Regions from separate parts of the Homo sapiens genome. Here all the other regions are linked to region 1. The links are chromatin contacts, found by Hi-C in ENCODE. All regions are on one chromosome and are shown on one strand. Each heading gives the region's core, a stretch centred on a gene start or an enhancer-like site at or near the end of the contact. The rest is flanking DNA. Distances are from core to core; before and after follow the strand shown. Region 1 holds the start of RNPEPL1 (arginyl aminopeptidase like 1). Region 2 holds the start of MAB21L4 (mab-21 like 4). Region 3 overlaps SNED1 (sushi, nidogen and EGF like domains 1).

Region 1 (2,883 bases), core at 42-2,541:
GTCCTACGGGAAAACTGAAATGATGCCTCAGTGCTCTGTCCCGCAAACGTGAACGCACACTCTCCCTCTCAGCCTTCCTTCCCGCCCCACGGAAGGAGGGTAGACACAGAGGGTTACACAACGAGGAGACTGAGTCCAGACACAGGAAACACTACTCAGGGCTGACGCTGAGTCGAGTGCGGTACCCGAGTCCAGCCCTGCACGGCCACACCTCAATGGAGCAGAAGAGAGAGGTGTCCTGGGTTCCTGGATAGTTCCCCAGCCCCAGAAGCCCCTTGTCCCTAGGAATTTGAATTCTTACTTGATGACAACAGCGACATCATGGTGGCCCCTGTTATTCCACAGCCTCAAAATTTAACCGCTGTGAGCTCACTAGCAGCTTCTGCCAGGCGAGCACCCCTTCCCTCGGGGCTCAGGCTCCTGGACAGGCTCAGCCTTGGGCAGCCTTCGCCAGGTCCACAGAGAATGGCGTTGGGAAGGGTGGACCTGGCGGATGGGGTGGGGACAGGCGGGCCAGACCCTCCTTCGTACCCCAGCACAGGGCTCCCAAATGAGAGGTCCCCAGCACTGCCCAGAGGAACTTCTGCGATTGTGGAAATGATTCCTGCCTGCTTTGTCCATTAGCCACTCCTCCCAGGAAGACACACACACTCACTCACTCCACCTGCCACGAAGGAACTGAACTTCTAACTGTATTTAATTCGCATCTAAATGGCCACACGTGGTTGGTGGCTGCTGTAGTTGACAGCGCTGCGTGAAGGCTCCGGCGCTTCTCGCACCGCAGGGCCCACAGCACAGACCACACCTGTAGACTTGGAGGAGTGGCAGGGGTGCCAGGAGAATCCTGCCCTGCCCGTAGCCCCGGATGAAAGGATGACATTGAGTTCGCGACGCTGCGCTCCTCGGGAACACGAACCACACCTGGAAGCAGCCTGCCCCTGTGGCCCCAAGGTTCCCGGGTCCCTTCAGCGGCTGCCCCAGGGGCCTGGCCGGCAGTGTCTGGGAGGGAGCAGCGATCCCGCCTCCTGGGATCTCCCGGGCGCCGCCCGGGGAGGAAGCGAGGGGCTGGGGGTGCTGCTCACCCGCTCCGCGCGCCTCGGCTCCCAACACAGCGCCCCGGCCCCGCGCCGCGCTCGATTCCCCGGCTCCCCGCGCCCCTGGCTCCTGGCCCTCCCCGCCCGGCGCCCCGGCCCCGCGCCCCGGCCCCGCGCACAGCGCCCCCGGCGGCGGCCGAGCGGAGCCCGAGCGGGGCGGCGCACGGCGCGGGGCCGGGCCGGGCGGCTCCCGGCGCGACTTCCTGTTGTGCCCGCGCCCCGCCGCCGCCGCCGCCCGGCGCCCCTCGCCCGCGGCCCGGCGCGGCCGCCGCCCATGGATTTCACCTAGTGCCGGCGGCCATGGCCGCGCAGTGCTGCTGCCGCCAGGCGCCCGGCGCCGAGGCCGCGCCCGTCCGCCCGCCGCCCGAGCCGCCGCCCGCCCTGGACGTGGCCTCGGCCTCCAGCGCGCAGCTCTTCCGCCTCCGCCACCTGCAGCTGGGCCTGGAGCTGCGGCCCGAGGCGCGCGAGTTGGCCGGCTGCCTGGTGCTCGAGCTGTGCGCGCTGCGGCCCGCGCCCCGCGCGCTCGTGCTCGACGCGCACCCGGCTCTGCGCCTGCACTCAGCCGCCTTCCGTCGCGCCCCCGCCGCCGCCGCCGAGACGCCCTGCGCCTTCGCCTTCTCCGCCCCCGGGCCGGGGCCCGCGCCGCCGCCCCCGCTGCCCGCCTTCCCCGAGGCGCCCGGCTCCGAGCCCGCCTGCTGTCCGCTGGCCTTCAGGGTGGACCCGTTCACCGACTACGGCTCCTCGCTCACCGTCACGCTGCCGCCCGAGCTGCAGGCGCACCAGCCCTTCCAGGTCATCCTGCGGTACACCTCGACCGACGCCCCCGCCGTGAGTCCGGGGCGGGCGCCGGGGCTGCGGGCCGGTCCGCAGGGCGCTGCTAGCGGCCTCTCGCCGCACGGCCAGGCTGAGGGACGCGAATCTGCGCCCTACAGGTGCCCCCCTCCCCCCACCCCGGTGATTCCCAGCTGTTGCCTGTGAGCCCTTAGGACCCTCGGATAGAAGCCGGAGTCCTGCGGGGACACGGGACAGCATGTCACTCCGGGAAGCCTCCCGTTCAGGTGTCTGGTCCCTGCCTGGGGACATGAGCAGCTTCTGTCACCCACCGAGGTGTACATCTGCAGGATCCTGGCACCAAGGGTTGGGCTGGAGTGTCAGCTGCGGAAGGGCCTCCATGTGACCAGTGCGTGCAGATGAGTCCAAGCCAGAGGCAGAGGAAAGGGCCATGGAGATTGTGATGCTCGGTTTGGGGCTTCCTTGGCCAGCACTGGTGGAGTGTTGAGACCAGTGGGCCCCGCGACCCCAACATAGACACACATAGGCTCTGCAGGGCTTGCACACTGGGTACCCACCACTCCAGAGACTCTGCAAGAAAGGCCAGGTGGCTGAGGCTGGCGCTGTGGCTGCAGCACCCCCTCCACCTCCACCAGTGGGGATGTGTACAGGATGGAGCAGGGCCTTTCCTGCCTACAGCATGGGGGTTCATACTGCATCCCTAGGTGGTATGGACGGCACACATGTGACACCCGACATATGCAAGACACACACAGCTGTGGAGGCGCTGGGAAGTCCAGCTGTCACTGGTCACGGCACATAAATGGACAGGGTGGTGGAGAGGTGGTCGAGAGGCTTCAGGCCACAAAGAGCCAAGGTGACATCTGGGCAGGAAGAACCCAGACCAGTGCACCCCTATGGGCTTCCTGTACATTTCCCAGGAGCCCTAAGCAGGACCTGCCACCTCACCTTTTTCCCAGAACCCCTGTGGGTGTGCAGGCCGCTGGCTAGCCGGCCC
Region 2 (2,705 bases), core at 158-2,657, 330 kb after region 1:
GATCGTGCCATTGCACTCCAGCCTGGGTGACAGAGTGAGACTCAGTCTCACAAACAAACAAACAAAAGGCCCCAGAGGAGAGACTGAGGCCAGCCCCTGGTCCACGCAGAAGCCCAGCCTCAGAGCCCACTTGGGGCTCAAGACACCAATAGACAACTCAGCCATAAGCTGATAAGACACGGGCACACACCTGCACACGCATTCACACCCCTGCACTCACGCGCACGCAGGCAGGCACACACACACCCCTCCCACCTGGTGCAACATCATCAGACACTGGAAGTGGGCACGGGATGGCCTCGGGGAGCCTCGAGGTCACAGGCTGTGACTGGCAAGAGAGCCGCCTGCCCAGAGCCGTGTGAGGGACCCTCCTGCAAGGCCACCAGTGAAGCAGCTGCCCCAGACTCCAGCCACTGGACGACTGGCAGCCGTGGAACCCCCGTGCAAACACACACGACACGGAACACGTCATCTGTCTTGTTACAGGCATTTGGAGCTGGAAGACCTAAGTGAGGTCTCCCGACTTCTGTGCCCCAACACACTGTTCACACTTGCACAGTGTCACACACGTGCACACATGCCTGTGCGTGCAGTCACACACAGAAGACAGTCGCCACCCTGTGTGCACGTACATGGCAATCACACACATGTGCACTCACACACTTGCACACAGACACCCACACAGCAGCCCCTCGGTACACGCAGATACGCGTGCAGAGTGGGCTGTGCCTGTACCTGGTGCGATGAGACTGTGGTGCTTGCAGTGTACGATGGCTGCTACCAGCAGGTCCTTGAGGACACACAGGACCTTGCTGGGCACAATGTGTCCACGGCACTTGGCGTCACCCTCCGAGGAGGCAGTGAAGGTATCCTCGGTGGTCCACCGCTCCAGGCCAGCCCCTTCCCTGGGCACACCCAGGTGGCATAATTCAAGGCCATCCTCCGGCTGGGTGGCCTCTGGTTCCTCAATCAGTAGAGCCTCGGCATCCACCCACAGGGGCACCTCCATGTCCATTGGGTCCTCAGAGGAGCGCAGGGCGAACTGGAAGGCCTCCAGGCCACGGGAGTAGTCCACGATGAAGCGGGGGTCCAGGGCATGCACGCGCTCCAGCACCGTGAGCAGCACGTTCTCTGCGCGCTGGAAGTCCTGGGCACGCGGCGCCTCCCGGGACCGGATGGCCTGCAGGTAGTGGTGCCACAGGGGCACCTGCACGGCCATGGCTGAGGTGGGGAGAGCAGGGGCAGGCATCCCTTCAACAGTGGCAGGTGAGGGCCAGTGGCCCCTGAGGAGGACTCCGCAGGCCAGCTGTGCAGATGGGCTGTGAGGAGGCACCTGCCCAGGTGAGCAGCAGGTCTGCAGGTGGGGCCTCAGCTCCCACACAGCAGAATTCCAGAGTGACAGCACAGTGTGGCAGGTGAAATAGCTGAACTATTTAAGGCCTTTGAAGTGGGGGTGAGTCAGTCCCCAGCAATTGGGAATGTCACAGGGGCCATGCAGGGCAGGCGGGGGCTGGGTTTGGTTACCACCCTCCTCCCTCCCTTCAGAAGAGCTCTCTCATCTTAGGCCCAAGGCACGGCCCCTGTCCCAGCCAGGCTTGGGGTCCCTGGAGAAATATTGCCGCTGGACTGTGCCGTCCCTGGGATGGGAGCCTCTGTGTGTTGCTGATGGGCCTCCTTCCACCCTCCTCCCCACAGCCCAGGGGCCGGGTATCTGGATCAGGCCCCCCTGCCCCAGCCTCCCTGCCAGGTTGGAGGGAACACAAGGCACCCCGTGGCTCAGTGAGGAAGGGGAGGCAGGGCGGTGGCTGCCCAGACCCCGCTGTGGGGGAGCCCCCGACTCTCTAAGGCTGCCTGGAAGGCTGGGAACCTGGAGGCTGCGTCTCTGCAATGTTCCCCTCAGACACCTGTGCCCGGCTTACAGGCTGCAGTCCTGGCATGGCTCCTGCCTCTGCCCCAGCTGTGCATCCAGCCATCTGGGCCCTGGACCCCTGGGCTACCAGTCCCCACCCCACCCCACCCCACCCTGCCCAGCCTCCAACCTGAGAGGAGCTGGCACCCACCTAGCCTGGGAGCTGGAGCTCGTCTGGTTCTGGAGAAAAGCAGTCTCCGTGGCTCCACCTCACCCAGGTGGAGAAACTCGCCCCACCATCCCCCTCCAGCACCTGCACCAGGTACCCTGCCAGCCCCGCCCCCCTCCCCTGCTCAGGGCCGTGCAAGTCCCAACCAGCAGGGAGCCGCCCCATCGACCCTTGGCCCTGCCAGCTGGCCGAGTGCATCGGGTGCTCAGCCACAGGGGTGTCTGCAAACAGTGAACATGGAGATGGCCCCACAGGGGCGTCGTGGAGATGCTGCCCCTGTAGCCACCGCACGTGGGCCTCTCACCCCCCGGGGAGCTGCATCTGAGTCAGAGCTGTGGGCAGAACCAGGATCCCAGGAGGGGTGGGGCAGGGGGCAACAGCCACTCACTTCCTGGTGCTTGGAAGCCCCTATGAGGGGCTGCAGCCCAGTGAGCGGGTCTCTGCTTCCATGCCTCCCAGGACAGGGAGCTCACCACCTCACAGGGTAGCCCACGGTCAAGCGAGAGACAGATATCCCTCCTCCAAGCTGGCCCACTCCTGTTCCCTGGAGTTGCTTAGAGCACGTGTCCCCCTCCCCGAGGGCAGCCATTCAGGTTCAAGGCCCCATTTGTCCTGGGCCCTCACCCA
Region 3 (2,955 bases), core at 244-2,743, 470 kb after region 1:
CCTCTGCTGCCCCTCAGATGTGGACGACTGCAGCCCTGACCCCTGCCTGAATGGAGGCTCTTGTGTTGACCTAGTGGGGAATTACACCTGCTTGTGTGCCGAGCCCTTCAAGGGACTTCGCTGTGAGACAGGTAACTGGCCAAGTGCCTGCAGGCCACCATGGCTGATGGTGGCTTTGTGCCGTGAACACCCCCATAGCCACTTTCCCCTTCCTTCCTTGCCATCTGACTCACCTCACACCTGTCTCTGGGGTGGGAGGATGCCTCTGCCCCCTTCCCACTCCCCAGCGCTTCCCGCTCAGCCTGGATCCTAAGCCACCAACTGCAGGGAAAATAGGAAGCAAAAGATGGATGCTGCCTCCAGGGTGCTGTGTGAGGCTGAGCAACCCCTTCCCCTCTCTGGGCCTTGGTTTCCATCTGTGAAATGCCAGGAGGGATGACAAAGTTCACAAGTCTCCTCTTCCAGCCTGGGTGACTCTTGACTTTTTTAACATCTTCCTCTCCTACTCTAGAACCCTCAGCACACAAGGGAAAGTAACGGGAATCAGAAAGAAAACTGACCTTTCACTATTTTCTATTCTATTTTGTGTTGTTTAACTGCTAGTTGTGACTTGTTAGAGGAATTAAAAGGCCAACTGGAGATTGCAGCCTACAGTATAAAAATGGCTTTCGTGTCTGATTGTTGCACCTGCCTCCAGAGGCTCACCCACTGTGCCGACTTCTGTGGACGCACCAGGTGCTGCTTCTCTCCAGGGAGATGCTAAAGACAAACTATTCAGGTTATTTTTAGTTTAAAAAATTCAGGAGGAAATTCTGTTTTACCCGTAAGACACAGAGGGTCATGGGCCCTCCATCAGTCTTTGCCGAGTGCATGGGAGGCCAGGGTGTGTCCTGAGGGGAGGGTGGGGCAGGAGCGGGAGGAGGCAGCCTCACCTATTTGGCTGCTTTAAAGTCACTGTTCCGTGTCACAGCTCACTTTGCCCAGATTGTTATCTAAATATCAATGTATTTCACTAAATTCATGTCAGGAAACGGATAAGTGGTTTCAAAAATTTTTTGCAAATAAACCGTGTTTTCTACAGAATAATGATGCAAGTAGAGTGAATAATAAGAAACAGACTGGCCGGGTGTGGTGGCTTATGCCTGTAATCCCAGCACTTTGGGAGGCTGAGGCGGGCGGATCACTTGAGGTCAGGAGTTCAAGACCAGCCTGGCCAACGTGGTGAAACCCCATCTGTACCAAAAATACAAAAGTTAGCCAGACGTGGTGCTGCATGCCTGTAATCCCAGCTACTCGGGAGGTTGAGGCTGGAGCATTGCTTGAACCCGGGAGGCAGAGGTTGCAGTGAGCTGAGATCGCACCACTGCACTCCACCCTGGGTAACAGAATGAGTGAGACTCTGTCTAAAAAAAAACAAAAGAGGAAGAAGAAAGAAACAACAGACTGACGGTGGTGCTAACGTAATGACTGATTGACTGTATTACAAGGCGCAGATGCTGACAGTCTAATCAGGTCTGACAGGAAGTGGGCCACAAATTGGACACTACAAAAAAGAGTCTCTAGTCTTCTGCTTCTGGCCAACAAGAATTAACTGCTCTTGGAATTTCCCTCTCACCATCAACACCTAGAAAAACAGACAAAATCTGTGAAACCCTTTTCAGCCATTAGACAACAGACAGCACAAGCCTGTCACCCCTGAGAAAAGGGAATCAAATGAGGTGAGCCCTACAATTGCCCCAGATTCTGCCTGGGGCAGTTTCCACTCCACTGTGCTGGGAGGAGGAACTGAGAGTCCAGCAGTCCCTTTGAATTGAGGAGACAAAGATCCTAGTTCAGTGGCTACAGGATGGTGCTCCTGAGGCAGGAGGGAGCATGAGATCAAGAGGAGACCTCCCTGAATTTTGGCTTATTATTATCAGGCTCAGGATGAAATCTGCAAGGCTGGGGAAAGAACCACTAGAAAGCAGTAAGTCAAACACTTCCTGGAGCTCAAACAGGGCTGGGAGTCTATTGCATAGAGTCCTCAGTGGGGTGTCACTTTAGTAGTGCTGAACTAAAGACTAATGTCGACCTGCCCTAACAGATCTTAAAGAAAGCTTAAAAGGATCAAACTGATCCTAAGTCATTGAGCCATGTGCCAGAATAAAATCCTATACTCCTCAACAGGAGTATATCAATAATACAACAGAATCCAGAACTCCAAAATACCCAGTCAAAAATTATCAGGTCTACAAAGAAGTAACATATAACTCACAGTCAGGAGAAAAATAGATCAATAGAAACAGGCACCAGAAATGACAGAATTAGCAGATACAAATGTTTAATTATCTATTATGAATATGCTCCTATAATCAAGATTGTTGAGGGGAAAAAAACCTAATGAGAAGTAGAAGGTATTTTTAAAAACTTGTAGAAATGAAAAATATATCTGAGTTTTTAAAATACACTGAATAGTATTTACAGCAGGTTAGATATTGCAGAAGGAAAGATCAATGAACCTGAAGAGTGAAACAGAAACAATTCAATATGCATCACAGAGAGAATAAGACTAAAAGAAAAAGAAGAGATCTTCAGCAACCTGCAGAACGATATTAGGGTAATAGGATCCACGTATCTGGAGTCTGCGAAGGAGGATGGAGAACAGTATCAAGCAGCCTGGGATCCACGTATTTGGAGTCTGTGAAGGAGGATGAAGAACAGTATCAAGCAGCCTGGGATCCATGTATGTGCAGTCTGCAAAGGAGGATGGAGAACAATATTAAGCAGCCTGGGATCCACGTATTTGGAGTCTGCGAAGGAGGATGGAGATGGGTGTGGAAAGGAGTGTTATAGAAAAAGTATGTGAAGAAATAATACCCAAACATTTTCCACATTTGATGAAAACTAAAACCCACATTTCCAAGAAAAGCATGAAGAAAACCATGCAAAGCCATACCATAATCAAATTGCTGAAAA

Evidence for each region. A loop is a pair of places that touch in the nucleus more often than their neighbours do. Pooled maps may share reads with other maps.
Region 2: a loop to region 1 is called in a map of PC-9, with 7 times the contacts of the local background. The contact joins the promoter of MAB21L4 here to the promoter of RNPEPL1 in region 1. A Hi-C loop is called at or near these places in 1 of 168 maps with a recorded cell type or tissue (PC-9) and 1 of 50 pooled maps.
Region 3: a loop to region 1 is called in a pooled map, with 3 times the contacts of the local background. The contact joins the enhancer-like site here to the promoter of RNPEPL1 in region 1. A Hi-C loop is called at or near these places in 1 of 168 maps with a recorded cell type or tissue (B cell), 6 of 37 single-sample maps with no recorded cell type and 6 of 50 pooled maps.

What each region holds. Positions count from the first base shown.
Region 1 is chr2:240,567,193-240,570,075 of GRCh38, forward strand. RNPEPL1 (arginyl aminopeptidase like 1) reads left to right here and starts at 1,292. Exons shown (of 11, transcript NM_018226.6): 1 at 1,292-1,922. The coding sequence starts at 1,395. RefSeq lists silencers at 1,009-1,268, 1,299-1,358, 1,499-1,688, 1,929-1,978 and enhancers at 1,739-2,377, 2,249-2,428, 2,378-2,883.
Region 2 is chr2:240,894,749-240,897,453 of GRCh38, forward strand. It overlaps MAB21L4 (mab-21 like 4), which reads right to left and starts at 1,408. Exons shown (of 5, transcript NM_001085437.3): 1 at 736-1,408. The coding sequence starts at 1,249. RefSeq lists enhancers at 36-671, 1,944-2,579.
Region 3 is chr2:241,040,283-241,043,237 of GRCh38, forward strand. SNED1 (sushi, nidogen and EGF like domains 1) reads left to right here. Exons shown (of 32, transcript NM_001080437.3): 8 at 18-131. The region is part of intron 1 of SNED1-AS1 (SNED1 antisense RNA 1); the gene reads right to left. It also overlaps a transcript of MTERF4 not described here. Among named protein-coding and RNA genes, the nearest start is that of SNED1-AS1, 22 kb to the right of the region's middle. RefSeq lists enhancers at 1,077-1,126, 1,577-1,806. Within about 2 kb of position 1,494, at least 4 of the 41 ENCODE cell types and tissues checked have a DNase peak (open chromatin) inside an H3K27ac peak, as active enhancers do; they include B cell, where a contact is called at or near this core.